Linked DNA regions of Homo sapiens: region 2 is linked to region 1. A link is a contact called in ENCODE Hi-C or POLR2A ChIA-PET data. All regions are on one chromosome and are shown on one strand. The core of a region is the stretch at or near the end of the contact, and the rest is flanking DNA. Distances in the headings are between cores, read along the strand shown. Region 1 overlaps SH3RF3 (SH3 domain containing ring finger 3). Region 2 has its middle 100 kb from the start of SEPTIN10.

Evidence for each region. Hi-C counts contacts between places; a loop is a spot of excess contacts on that map. ChIA-PET counts read pairs that join two places held with the same protein, here RNA polymerase II (POLR2A). Pooled maps may share reads with other maps.
Region 2: a map of left cardiac atrium shows a loop between it and region 1 (3-fold over the local background). The contact joins two enhancer-like sites. A Hi-C loop is called at or near these places in 10 of 168 maps with a recorded cell type or tissue (Right ventricle myocardium inferior, cardiac septum, colonic mucosa and 5 more), 1 of 37 single-sample maps with no recorded cell type and 18 of 50 pooled maps. POLR2A ChIA-PET finds 5 or more read pairs at or near these places in 1 of 52 experiments (Panc1).

What each region holds. Positions count from the first base shown.
Region 1 is chr2:109,280,468-109,287,924 of GRCh38, reverse strand. The region is part of intron 1 of SH3RF3 (SH3 domain containing ring finger 3); the gene reads right to left. It also overlaps a transcript of RANBP2 not described here. Among named protein-coding and RNA genes, the nearest start is that of MIR4266, 29 kb to the left of the region's middle. Within about 2 kb of position 2,845, at least 4 of the 41 ENCODE cell types and tissues checked have a DNase peak (open chromatin) inside an H3K27ac peak, as active enhancers do; they include psoas muscle, where a contact is called at or near this core.
Region 2 is chr2:109,508,774-109,515,767 of GRCh38, reverse strand. It overlaps a transcript of RANBP2 not described here. Among named protein-coding and RNA genes, the nearest start is that of SEPTIN10, 100 kb to the left of the region's middle. RefSeq lists an enhancer at 1,669-1,918. Within about 2 kb of position 4,493, at least 2 of the 41 ENCODE cell types and tissues checked have a DNase peak (open chromatin) inside an H3K27ac peak, as active enhancers do; they include psoas muscle, where a contact is called at or near this core.

The sequences.
Region 1 (7,457 bases), core at 1,596-4,095:
GATGTAGAGAGGTGGCACACTTAATTGGGTCACTAAGGGGAGTTAGCAAAAGAAAAACTATAGGACTATGAGTGGGGTTTAGGAAACTGCACACAGGAGAGTGCAGCGCCCTAAAACTGGCAACAGTGCGAAGCTTTAATATCTGAGGCCTGAAAGGGAAGGGCCAAAAAGCTCTGCAGAGGCCACAGAGAAGAGCTCTGTGCAGAGGGCCTCTGATGAGATCTGAGGCCTCTGATAGGATCCGAGGGAGGGCCCAGAAGGGGAACACCCTGATCTCACAGTTCCCCTCCCGCCTCCCATTGGACAAATCCAACCACCTGCGCCTGGGTATATAGTGCAGATGATGCAGTCTCCAGCACCAACAGGGTCAAGGGGGAGGGTGGCTCTGCAGGGTGCATGGAAGTCACCTGAGCGTAGTGTCCCAACCTGGTGCTCTCAGAAGGGAGGTATCTCTCTTAGGTATCTCAGGTAGCCTAGAGATACCTAAGCACCTCAAGAAAAGATTTTATATGTCACTGTAAGCCCACAGATAAACATGTCAATTTATTTATAGCTGTGGTTCAGAGTCAAGATGTACTTTCTTATGGTCTGCAGACACTGGTATCGCCTCTCCACCAGGGCATCAGGAATCCAGGGTTATTGTGACCACAAAACACTACACAGGAGAGACCAAGGGGCCATTCGCTAGACCCGAGCAGAAAAAAGTCCCTTGGAAAAATTTAAAATGCAAATTTTGGATGCAAAATTCTGTGGCATATAATCACTGGGTCTTTTTTATCTCTGGACAACCCCCCATGAGGCCAATACCATGGCTGTCATCTGTATGTCACAGATGAGATCACAGAAACATGGAGAGCAAGCATGGATGCAAATCAGAAAGTTGCTGAGAGGGAAGAGCAGTGCAGAGCTGAGCACAGGGACAGTTGCACGTCCCATTTCAGTGCTGCCAGTCTGTGGAGGATGGCGGAACCACCTGGGCAGGGTCCACAAATGCTCACTGTCTTTTCAGATGCAGACTCACAGCATTGACTGCTTTCTCTGGGGACAGACCGGTCAACGAATTTAGAGTTGGAGAAGTTTGGATCTGGGAAAGGTAGAATGGCTACTGGCCCTGTGAGATGTCACTCCTCCCGGGAGGTATGGGGCAGCGTCCACTCTGCACCACATCTCTGTAGGGAAACCCAACACTCCCAAAGGTACTGGGAATCCTGGTAGCTCAAAGCAGGTTTTGCTAGCAGATGAGCTATGCCAAACAGGGGGAAAAGATTCCTGCTTCAGAGCTCCTGGGATTTAGAATCATGGGTGTGGAAGCTCCCCTCACCATGTGCCAATCCAGAAGGGGCCTTAGCTGAAAGTCCAGGCCCACCTGGAGCAAACCCCTGGCTCTGGGGTTTTAGTGACTTGGTCTTCTGCACCCAGGTGATAAGCATAGATGGCCTTGTGCGGGACTGTGGTGCAGCTGAGAGAGCATGTGCTGAGTGACCACAGGACCTGAGCCCCATGCCCTTTGCCCCTCTGGGCCTCCAGGTTCCTGCTTGCCTTTGAATTGCAACCAAGGGCCCCCTGGAGTGACCACTGCGTGGGCAGCACACCTTCATTCTTCTTACAGGAGGGTCAAACACATCCCTTGACCACACTTTTCCATCATCATAAGGAAATCTGCTGATGGCAGAGCATTACCTCCCTCAGAGAAACAGAATGCTGCCTATCCCTTTGCCAGGCCCTTACTTTAAGAACTGAAAGTGAAATGAAATCCTTGAATAAAGTGACTTGGAAAATCCACAGGTACAAAGCACCAGGCCTGCAGGGTCCAAGCACCTTCCTACTGCCATGTAATGATAGGCACCTGAATGTCCACCTCTCCATGTCAGAAACACCATTGATTCTAAGCAGCAGATCAGGCTTCCACCAGCCTCTGATGTGTCCTGGCTTATCCTAGGCAAACTGTCCTGCAGGCCATGGACCCTCAGAACCCAGGGCAGAAAAGAGGAAAACCGGGTGAGTGGACAAAAATCTGAATGCAGTAGAAGGAGGCACGCTGGGGGCATGGGAGGAAGGGAGTGGTCAGGCTTGGAGCCACGCAGAGGCAGTGAAGCCAACAAGGCCAGGACTGGAAGGAGGATGCTCTCTAACACACAGACTCACACCCTGCCAGGTCTGGATCCAGGTTCCACAAGGCATCAGCTTGCTCACACTGGACCAGGCTCAGGGACAGATGCAAAAGCAAGCTTTCATGAGCCCCAAGTGAACTTTTCCCCATAGGACACTCAGAGAGGACTGACACAGATGACAGGTTAGGCTCCCCACAGAGCACAGACACACTCCGGGGCTTGACCGTGGCCAGAACATGACGCACCACCTCAGCCTCTGGGCTCCCACCGCCAGGCAAGCGATTGCCCTGCAGTCCAAGTGCCCCAGCATGCACTGTTAATATATGAATACCACGTCCAGACACACTAACAAAAACGCACGGCACAGCAGGCACACTGCACTGGAGAATCAGCGGTTTGTGCCTCAAGTCTAATTAAGACAAAAGTTTTGTGCGTTGGCCGTGGAAAGGCATGCTAATGACTCACAAGCTGGCTTAACCCCACCATGAACACCTGTATTTCAGCAGCTTCCCAGGAGGTTATGAGGAGGTGTGGAAAGGGGAAGCTGTCCTGCCCTTCACACTGAGTGGATCTGCAAGCACAGGGCAGGGCAACTCAGTCTCCAAAACCAGAAGGCCAGTGCCAGGCTCAATTTGTTCCTTCTTTAAAGCAGCTTCCATAGAAAGCCTCACTGTCACCCCTACTCCAGACCCTGGGCTCTTTCCAGACTGGGCTAAGGGGTGACAGCTGCCTGGGCCTCTTCCAGGACAGGGCTGTGTGGCCGGCCATGGAGCAGAGGCCCCGCGGCACAGCGCACAGACAACGTCCTCCCAGAGGCAGCTGTTCCCCACATTGACTTCACTTCTGATGGCACAAGGCCAGAATGTCTTTCATTAGTTTCCCAAACTCTGTCATCAGGGAAGCAGACGAGCCCAGTGTGGATTTTTTAAAGTCAGCACGTTCAAGAGCATCAACCTACATGAAGCCACACATCCTTAAACACACACACCCCACACACATGTCATCTGACACGAGGCCACACATCCTTAAGCACACACACTCCACACACATGTGCTTAGCCATGCGGGGACTTCACCTGCAGAGGTGTGCACAGAAGATGATCTGCCTGGCCTAGACTGGGAAGGGTCTCAAAAAAATCACTAAAGCCTCAAAAACATGGTCTAACCCATGACATTGGCAATGGTCTCCCATGCACTTCTAGATGCCACTCTATGCCCTTCATCCAGCCAAAACCACCCTGTGACTGCTCCACACATAATTCAAACACAGGGTTTCCTGCAGCAGATGTGACTCCAGTGGCTTCCAAGGCTGGACGAGAGGAGAGTGATGGGAGGGGTGTGTCCCCTTCTGCATGCCTGCCTCCCAGTCCACACGCCCTAGACCAGCCACCTTTGGGAATAAGGTCCTGCCCCACAATTGCCAAATTCCATTGATTTCATCTCCTGCAGCTTGTCTGATAATTTTGGTTGCTATCAGTCCCTGAATGCTTTAAGAATAAAAATGCCTTTCAGTAATACTCATGGCTACTAATACAGTGAAGATGCTCAAGGAAATGAACACCCACCAAAATGACAAGATCACCAAAAAGAAATTCCTGAGGGTCACACCACACTTGAGAAAACTGCAGGCCCCAACCCCCTTCCCCTGGGACCGCCCCTCTGTAAGACCCTGGGCTGAGTACCTGAGGGATGTGTTCGTTCAAGGTCTTTCATTACGGTGGATCTGGGAAGGCCAGGGGGCAGGACAAGGGAGGTGACAGCAAGTGAGAAGGCAGCCCAATGCCACCCTCCCCTCGGCTTTCCTACCCAGGGCAAGCTCTCCTGGAAAAACACCCACGGGCAGAGGTGTGGGGACAGGAGGGAGGCGGAAACACGGCCTCCCCAAGTGAGATGGAATCTGGGGGTCATTTGATAAGCGCTTCACCAGCTGATGCATATAGAATACTCACTCCCCAGCATCCCCAGTGGCTCAGCAGCAAGACTGGCAAATCCTCCCAGGGAGCAGAGAGAACAAACACAAGGAGCCAGGCAGAGAGCCAAGTTCAAATCCCAAATCCAGCACGTAGCACCTCTGTGGCTCAGGCCAGCGATTTAGCATCCCCAATTCTCAAATTTTCTGACCACAAAAGGGGGCTACTGTCCCCTGCTTCCAGGTCCCCATGTGCACTGAATCACAGTACAGTACAGCTCCCTGCAGCGCTCTCCCTCAGCCCCAGCTTTTAGGAAGGGGCTGAAGTGTGCCCCCATCCTGCTCACCAGGATCTTACCTCGGCCCTGGGTGGCCCATCCCTCCCCTACTCTCTTCTGGAGACCTTTGTGGACAACACCAGGGGTCTCTGTGGTCACCAGCATTTCTGAGTGCTCCTCCACAGGGGAGCAAAGCTCCACTCCCTCTGTGAGCTCAATACTGGCCACCAAAACACTCAATTTCAACGCAGTGAGGTGAGGCCTGGCAGAGGCTGGCAATGGGGTGGCAAGGAAGGAGCAGGGGAGCAGGTGTCCAGCAGGCCCACAAGTGGGGAGTGGGAACAGAGGCCTTAAGTAGGGGGAAGGCTGTGGCCATGGCCCAAGCACCCAGAGCGGGAGACTGCCAGGCTGGGGCCTGGAGGGAGCGAACAGAGGCATGCTCCAGGCACCTCTGGGACTATCACAGGCATTTCTGGGCTGTACCCTGGGCATTTTTATTACCTTTCAGGATTGATCATCTGCCATCATCACCGCTGCTGCCCATGACTCTGGCCCTGGCCAAGCCTGGACTTACCTTCTGTCTGCATACACAGTTCACACAGTCCTTGCCAACCCATGCCAAGCAGTCACCCCTTCCTCCACGTGAGGGAGTAGGACCCAGGGAGAGTAACAAGCCAGCCCCAATGCCACCATTGGTACACTGAGTTTCTCCTTCTCACTGTCACCTGAGTCTACAGGGGCCATCAGACTCCCCATCCATAGCTCCTCTCCTCACAGGAGGACCATTACCCCTCCACCTCCTCCTGCCTGCCAGCCCTGGAGGACACAGACATGGTCTACCTCCTGGTGAGCTCTTCTGCAGCTTTCTCCTTTGGCCGTTCTGAGGACTAAACTATGAAACAAAGCCATAAAGCTGGTAAGTGCAAGAAAATGACCAGCCAGACCCACTTTAAGTGAAGTGCTCCAAGCAAACAAGGGTGCCCGGACGTCTCCCACCACGGAGGCGAGAGGTGGAGTGCGTGCATTGGCTCTGTGCGCCGTTCTCCTGGCCAGTGTTCCCAGGCCCTGCAGTCAGCTGAGGCACAGGGCAGTACCACCCCTCCCCTGTCCTCCCACCGCAGGGCAGGCCGGCGTCTTGGTGACCCTCGGGCCTTCCTGCAGTGCTCATGACCTGGCAGTGGTGGAGCAGGACCAGAAGATTCCTAGAGCTTCTCCCAGTTACTTCACACCCATGTTTTGGTATCTCAGCAAAACCAGAGTCCACTTTTCCCCTGGGGTAGATTTTTTTGGTTAAGAAAATGCAGACAACTTGCACCAATTATGAACACGTTAGACTAAACAGTCAATCTGATCTACACTCATTTCTCAAAGCCAATATCTCCCTACATTAATGTGTAAAGGAAAGATGCAGGTTTAACCCCAATAAACACTCATGGCAACAAGATAAAAAGAAAAATAGCTGCTATCCATCATCAATCAGAAACTGCTCCTTAGGGAGGAAGCAAGCCCACCTTCCCTGAGCCAGAATGCAACTAGAGACAGGCTTCGCCATGCAGCCCCCACTCATATCCCACCAGCATCCCCTCTGACACCAAGCAGAGATGTAGCATCTTGAACCTGAGCCCTGGAGCATCCCGAAAGCCTGGCCCAGCGCTCGGCCATTGGGCTTCTGCTCTACAAACCACAGAGCCAGGCAGGCCTTTCAGCTCCTGCCACATGGCCATCTCTACATTCTGCCTCCCTCTCAGTGGGAACCGTCAGCTCTAGCCCGCTGGGGGTCTGTGTGCTCCCCAACACCCTCCCATGGTCAGCGTGCCCCCGACAGTCAGTGTGTCCATTGGCACAGAACCTCTGTGCAGGCTTGCTCTTGCTCTCTGGGCCTGCACCCACTCCACCATCATGGAAATCAGATACGGACTCTTCTGATTTCCTCTACCCTGAATCTAAGAACTGTGGGGAATTCAGCAGCTGCTCACTCTAAACACTTATACTCAAATTAAGTAAAGCACTTTACCAAACAGCAGACCTGGAGCTCGATCCCAGAGGCTCCCATCCTTAACTCTCCCACAGTGAATCACCCTCCCTCATCCCTTTGCATGCTCTGCTGAGGACCAGCAGGTGAAAGGCACCCACAGAGTCAGAACCAGAAGAGCTGCCTCCAGTACACGTGCTGTGCGTGTGCTGGATGCAGGACACTAGAGGGACATCCTGCTCTGAGACTGTCACATCGGCAGAGCTAGTCCTTCCCTCTCCTCACTTTCCAAGTCCCAAGAGTAGAATTCCTGATGGATAACGGAGGGGGCCCGGGGAAGGAAGAGGCAAGAGGGGTCTGAGGGTGCTCCACCCCAACAAAACCCACAACCTGTTGTCAGGTGTGTTTGTGCCCCTAAGTGTGCCCTCCAGCAGCCCAGGGCAGAAGCTGGGGTCGCAGGAGGGACAGGGAGAACCGTGACTCACTGCATTGTGCAGGTGGCACTCCATTTCCTATGGCATAGGTGACAACTGTGCCCATTCCTGTCTCTCAGGGTGTGCAGTAAGTAACCAGTCCTCTCTCTCTGGCCCTGTCATGGCATACAAGGTCGGCTCTGGGGACAGCATGGCTCAGTTGTCAGGAGCGTGAGGCTTTAAGGTCTGCAGATCTGTGTGTGTTCTGCATCACCACTGCCACCTAGGGAACCTGATGCAAGTTCCTAGTACCAAGCTTTAGTTTCCACATTTGCAGTGAGGATAATGCACCCACTTCTGCAGGCTTATTAGACACGGTATGCAATAATGTGCAACGGACATAAAACAGCCGACCACTGTTATCCAGCAGGTGCTCAATAAATGAAGAGAGAAATGAGATGAACCCTGCAGCGCCCTCGAGGCTCATGCTCACAGCCCTCATCGGGTGAGCCCCATTTCCAACGTCTCCAGATACTCACTGCTGGGTGCTACAAAGCAGAAAGGTTGTTTACATTACCCGAATGCTCTCAAAATAATCTTTTGATGAGCAGATCTATTAGTGTAGATTGTTTTTAGCTTGGAGACTACTTACACAGGGTTTTTAAGGATCAGGAGCCTGAAACCCCATATTTCAATGACTGCTAGGACTGGTATTGGACCATGGCCCCAGTGGAGCCCCAGTCTGGTAGACCAGCACCCGGGAACGAGAAGGGAT
Region 2 (6,994 bases), core at 3,244-5,743, 230 kb before region 1:
GGCCTCACCAGATGCAAATGCTGGTGCCATGCTTCCTGTACAACCTGCAGAACCATGAGTCAAATAAACCTTTTTTCTTGATAAATTATCCAGCCTCAGGTATTCCTTTGTAGCAACGCAAAACAGACTACTACTCCTACCCTGGGAAGAAGCGTCTCTGTAGCCATGGCCGAGTTTGGGGTGCTGGAGATCTGGCTGAGGGGATGAGGCGCTCTCCTGAGGTCCTCAGTGGGGAGGTGGGTTTGAGATCTGGGGCCTAGGAAGGGAAGGAAGGGCCTGCACTGCCAATGGCTCTTGTCCTCCACTCCACCAGGGCTTTGTCCTGGAGTCTGGCCAGCCATGAGATGAAGCAAGTTAGCAATAGGCAGGACATTCCACATCCCCCACGGACCCTCCAGGGAGGGCATAGCCACTCTGCCCCCAGCCTGCAGGCCCCCTTCTCTCAGCCACTGCCTGTAGGCCCTCCCTCCTCAACTTACACTGAATCATGTGGGGCACACTGTTTGGCGTCAAGGGGTGTGCCAAGCTCGCCATCATGGGGTGCTGGGTGCCGCCGAGTTTCCATTTAGTCTATTCCCAATGCCTGGAGAACCCTCCTGGCCCTGGCCGCCATTGGTCATCCAGGCTGAGTGCAGACCTGGACCCACATCCAGCATGTGCGGTAAACCCTATGCCCAGCAGACAGAGGCCACAAGTGATTTCCAGGGCAAAGGTCATCCCTGGACTTGCATTCAGGCCCCAGGGCAGGGCTCTGGGCATGAGAGTTGGCAGATGTGGTTGGCTCCATGTCCCAGGCATCTCTGGCTAATGGAAGTCAGAGGCTTGAGGAGAGGGAAGTGTGTGAGGGGCATGGGGGAAGATGAGAGGGAGGGAGGGTGGGAAGCACCACCTGACCAGGGAAAGGAGGAGGCAGTGAGAAAGTGACCGCCGTGCCCAGGGCCTGGGGGGCAGCCCTCTCCCCTGGCACCCAAACCCCCAAGGGAGTCAAGCTGTGGACCTCGAACCATGGAATAAAGCTGCAAGAAGAGTCCAGAGACCAATCGGTCCCACAGCGACTGAAAGTGAAAAATGAGGGGAAGGAAAACTCCAGTCCAGGCTGTAGCCACACCTGAGGCCACTCTGGCAGAGCACTGCAGGCTCAAGGTCCCTGCGTGGGGGTCTGTACACAGGGGAAAGAGCCCAACTCTAGGGACGGCCCTGGTCCCACACCAGGGCTTCCCTGCGGCATCCCGCCTGGCCTGCACACAGGCTGGTTCCAACACACAGCCAAGTGCCCCACACTGAACTCGTACAGGGCCCTGTGAGTCTGCCTTTCATCCATGGAGGTCTGAGCTGTGCACAGTCATAATTCACTAGCCCTGGGGGCGGTGGGCGGATGGGCTGCAGCTGTGGGCACTCGCACACCCGGGGCTGCGTTTTCCTAACAGCCCTGGTCTGTGTTTTATAACGTGGTTTTCTGAGTCCACAGCAGAAACTCCGTATTTACCAGCTCAGAGCCGTAACCAAGTTATGAATCATAATAAGATTCCAGAAACAGCCAGTCCAGCACATGGGAGTTTCCAGGGCGTTACATAAGCTCAGAATCTGGCCCGGCTAGCTTGATGCTGAGTTTAAGTTTCAACCAAACCTCAGAGCTGCAAGAGCACTTGATGGAGCAACATAAACCAGGCTTACTGCCTTTCTAAGGACCGTGGGAACATGCCCACATTAAGGCCCTTCTCCGTTCTAGCTTTGAGTGGTGAGGAGAACTCTGACATGGAGCCGCAGACTCACTGGGGACCAGAAGGCCCCCAGGCCCAGGAGGCTGCCTGGGCTCCACCCGGCTGCTTGCTCTTCTAGGATTTGCTCATCGGCCACCATCACGGTGGTCCCCCTGGGGTAGCTGAAGTGCTTTGTTGGATGCTGAAGTTAGAATGTGGCTGTGGGTGAGGGCTTGGTTTGCTGGTGATACCCAATCCCCTACACCCCTGGCCACATCCTCTGTAGCCACAGGCTGGCTCTGGGGAGGTGAGGCAGCACAGACTACAGCCTCCATGGGCACCCACCTCCCTCCTTCCCTTGTGGCACTCCTCCTGCAAAGCCTCATCTACGCAGGTGTCCTAGAACTGGGAGAAGGGTGTGTGTGCAAATGTGCAAGTGATGTGTGCGCATGTGCATATAGTGTGTGGACGTGTGTTTGTGCATGCACGTGGCTTGTGTGGTGTGTGCATGCAGTGTGTGTGTATGTGCATATAATGTGTGCATGTGGGTATGGTGTGTGTACATGTGGTGTGTGTACATGTGGTGTGTGTACATGTGGAGTGTCTATATGTGCACGTGTGTGATGTGTGTGGTGTGCATATAGTGTGTATGCATGTGGAGTATGTGCATGCATGTGTACATGTGTGAAGTGTGTGCATACGGGAGGTGTGTGCATGCATGTGTACATGTGTGAGGTGTGTGCATGTGGAGTATATGCATGCATGTGTACATGTGTGGGGTGTGTGCATGTGGGATGTGTGTGCATGCACATGAGGTGTGTGTGGTGTGTCAGGTGTGAATCCATGGGGCCTGGGTGCTGAGACAGGTCTACTGTGCAGGTGCTTTCTTTTGGGAAGAAATTCCAGGGCACGGGAGTGGAAGGTCGGGGCATTGTGCCAGGGAAGGAGCTGGGGTGGCATGGCATGGGGTGCCTCAGAACTGCCCCAGGAAGGGCAGCACATCCGTCCGCTGGCTCCTTCGGGCCTTGCACCTTCAGCTCTGTGCAGGGGAAAGTATTGTGTGGGCTCTTGCAGGTTTCCCTCCCTTAGGTGACTGAGAAGCCACCCAGGACAGAAAGAGGCTGCCAGGCCACCCACGTGCAAGATGGTTGCCATGGCAATGGCCAAAGTCATGGTGGACCTGAAGAACTGGAGGTGAATAGCAGGCGGCTGCTCCCTTGCTGGCCCAGGAGGGGGTGAGGAGGGGTCAGGGTCAGAGTCATGTGAGGGGTCTTAGGTCTTGGGGCACCCAGGGTGGAGGCTCTGGGAGAGACAGGAGCACCTGGGAGGGGGAAAGTCAAAGATGCTACCTGAGGGCTCTCCAGGGTGCCCAGCCTGCCCGGCTTCTCTTTCTTGCTCAGCCTCTGTGGCTGACTTGCCTCCCACGAGGCCCAGCAAGCCGGGTCTAGTCAAGAATGTCCCAGAAAAACCTGGAGTGTAGATAGAGAGACACACAGTGAAGACCAGGAGACCAGGAGGCAGATGCAGTAGACCAGGGAGGGTAGCGAGGGGACTTGTGATGTTAAAATCCCTGGGTGCCCAGCGCGGTACAGAGTGGACCCCCAGGCAGCCTGGGACCATCCCTGGGCATACCTGGAGCTTGACTCAGGAGGGGGCAGGAGGGTGGCGGAGGCCACAGTGAGAGGTGAAATCAGCTGCAGCACATCAGGTGGTTTGCTGGGCATCAGAAGAAGGAGGAAGGACACACTGAGGGCACCCTGGGAGCAGCAGGGATGCAGGGCAGGGAGGGCCGGGACACATGGGGCCCACACGTCAGTCACCAAGGCATGCATGCAGCAAAGGACAGTGGGGCCAGGGCCCAGCAGGAGGAGGGCCAGGGTCCCAGGCCAGAGCCAGGAAGAGAGTTTCCAGCAGGCCGAGGAGGGCGGACAAGCCCCCTAAAAGTGTTTGGATGTTGAGACAGATATCACAGCCCCCACTAGAGTTGTAGAGAAAGCTTATTATCACACATGATGGGACTCCTGTGTGCCCTGGAGATGGGTCTGGCACTCAGCTCAACTCCCACTTGGGAGTCCCAGAGTCCTCTGGGCAGCAACACCATCTAGGGCAATTCTGCAGTACGTGTGCATCGGCACCTGCTGTGGGCAGCACCACACTGGGTGCCAGGAGGCACACATGGGCCACCCCCACCTCGGCCTCCTGGGTGTGCTCTCCCAGGATGCAGGACCTCACCTCTCTCTCTGTCCACCCCCCATTCCTTATTTGGGGGCATGGGGCAGCAGCCATGAAAATGCAGGGAGGGTGTGGACAAGGACTTGTGGAGCAATTCCATAGAAAAGACTTACAGTAGATGGCCAGCCCTGGCCCTGGTCTCACGTTGGGTCACAAAGCCAGCTGGAGGCAGAAGCAGGGCTAGAACCTGCCCCTGACCCCAGGGCTTGTGCCCCTCCCTATTCCTCCCTGCAGGCTCCCACCTTCTGCAGGTGATCTGAGCCTTGCCACAACAGTGGTTGGCCTTAGCTGATTGCCATGTGGTCCAGGCACCTTCAGGTGGGCAGGTTCTCCCAGCCTGACTGCAAGGACACCACCCCTAAGGCCACCAATTGCCAGCCTGTAGGCCTGACCAGAGGCACACTGGATTGCGGGAGAACTTTTTGTTCTTTTTGATCAAAGAGTATGTTGTCACCAGATGGGGGCATGTGGTATACTGGGCCACCTGGTGCTGTCATCAGAGGCCACAGAGGACAGCTGAGAACTTGTTGTGGCTGTGGGACCTCATTCTCCAGTCCCGAGTCAGGCTTCAGGGAGCACTGTCACAGCAAGTCAGACAGGGACAAGTGTCAATGGCCCTGACATCAGCCAGGCCTCCCGAGGCCAAGAACAGGCTGAGGAGTTAGGAGTGCGGCCTTTGGAGCCAGACTGCCAGTGCTTGAATCCTAGGTGCCGCACCTCTTTGCCCCTTCCTGAGGCGAGTTGGTTAACTGCTCTCTGCCTCAGTTTCCCCATCTGTGAAATTGCATGGTCATAATTCCTACTTCATAAGCCTGATGTGAGGACAAAAACGAGGCAATGGATGTAGAGTGCTAAGCATGGGGCGGGCGCAGAGGGTGGGCTTAGTACATGCTTAACACGCACTTGCCATCTTCAGCACCCACGAGGAGGCCAGGGGCTCCTGGAAGGGCCCACTCCCCATAGCTCCGGCCACCCGTCCCACCTTTGCTCTCTGCCGCTTCCCCTGCAGGAAAGCCTCTCTTGCTTTTGTTGCAGTCACCCAGCATGGGCCCCACTCTGCTCACCCTGGCTTTAGCTGGAGGAGGCCAGCTCCTGGTCAGACGGGGCCCTTCCCCAGCCCAGGCTGGGCAGGGAGGAGGGGTCACCCCATGGCACACACAAGTGGCTGTTTTGTTGGGAAGGGGCTGTGGGTGCTCAGAGCCCCTGGTCCCGGCTAGGAACAGAAATGAAGCCCTGGACCCCATCAGCCCTCTGGGCTGCAGAGGGTGAGGATGGAACCGGGGTTCCTTCAGTCTGGTAGTCACTGCACAAATGTGAGAAGAGCTACCTCGGGGTTTCCCTCTAGGACATGTGGAAGGCTTCCCCTCGGCCTCCACATCGGACTGACTTGTCAAAGGACCCTCGGGGCTGTCTGCTCCCCCACATGCCCTCACCGCCCCCTTGGCAGAGACGCCTTGCCCTTTGCCCAGCATCTGCTGTGCCAGCTTCCCACATTCATACGAGCCATTCCCTGTGCCACCAACAGAGGGAGCTCCCGACACAGTTTGCATCTAAACACCCCTTGAGAGCCCAGGAAACACTGCCTCCTGCTTCTGGCCTGGAAGGCTCAGAGACCTACCCCTGGCCATTCTCACCTCAGCCCTCTCCTCCACACCTGCTCTGGGCTCCCTCAGTTTCTTGATCCTGCCAAGCTCTCCCCAGCCTCGGGTTGGGGTGTGCACACACACCGTTCCCGCCAACCGAACATTCTTTCCCCTCTTCCTGCCTTGTGAATTTCTAAACAAGACTACAGTGTGGAGGTCCAGATAAGACCCGGACACCCTCTAAGTGGCCCTCCATGCCCCTCACCTCTCCAACTAGATAAGAGTTTCCTGCGATCCCTTAGTACTTTGCCCTATAGTATTTGCCCGGTAGCTATCGCCTAGTTATTTTGATTAATTTAACTTTTGACTTCATTATGACCTGGTCTCCATGAGCACAGGCACATGGGCTGAATTATGTTCCCCGAAAATTCATATGTTGAAGTCCTAGCCCCCAGTGCCTCAGCGTGTGTCTCTGCTTGGAGATTAAATTAAAATGAGTCCATTGGTGGGCCTAATCTGGCCTGACTGGTGTCCTTGTGAGAAGGGTGAGGGTGCAGGGGGTGGAGGATGAGAAATTGCTTAAAGGGGACATGTCATGTATGTTATTCGGGTGATGGATACACTAAAACTCCTGACTTGACCACTATGGCATGTAACAAAATTGCACCCCATAAATTTACACAAATTCATTTTAAAAAGAAGAGGAACACTGGATACAGACGCACAGAGATGAATCCGGGCAAGACGACCCGCCACAGCTGCTTGACAGAGTGAGGAGACGGCGGTGTGCAAGCCGAGGAGAGAGGTCTCAGAGGAAACCAACCCTGCTGCAACTTCAACCTTGGACTTCCAGCCTCCAGCACTTTGAGAGAATATATTTCTGTTGTTTCAGCCACGCAGTGCATGGTATTTTGATATGGCAGCCTAAGTGACTGATACAGGCACGTGGGTTTGCACACTTCTTTCCATAGCACCAAACACCGCATAATCTGACAGGCGGCTGGGCCCCACCAGGCAGACCTCCAGGAAGGCCTGAATACATGAGGTGGGTCCTCTTGCCTGGATTCATCTCCGTGACCCTGGTGCTGGGCCCAGAGCAGAAGTAGCTGTTGAATGAATGAGTAGAGTGGGAAGGGGTGGAGAGAAGATGCCCAGACCCAGGCAAGTCCTGTGTGACCCTGACGGATGGGCACTTCCTTCCATTTCTCCCGGCAGGAATGGGTAAGCTGGTTGTGAGCTCCTTGACTCATGTGCTGGTGTTGTGTATTCTTGCCAAGAACGTCCAGAGGAAGCGCTCTGGGACCCATCATGGAGTGGACTGCATCCCCCCGTCCCGGGCTTGTAGCGCCTTTGCTCCTCAGGCACAGACTGCCGAGTCCATGACTACCCACACGGCTTGCCTTCCTCTCCAGATGTGAACTCTGGCTGGGGTGGGCAGCTGTGTCTCTCCTTTCATGCCTTATCTGGGGTGCCCTGTCT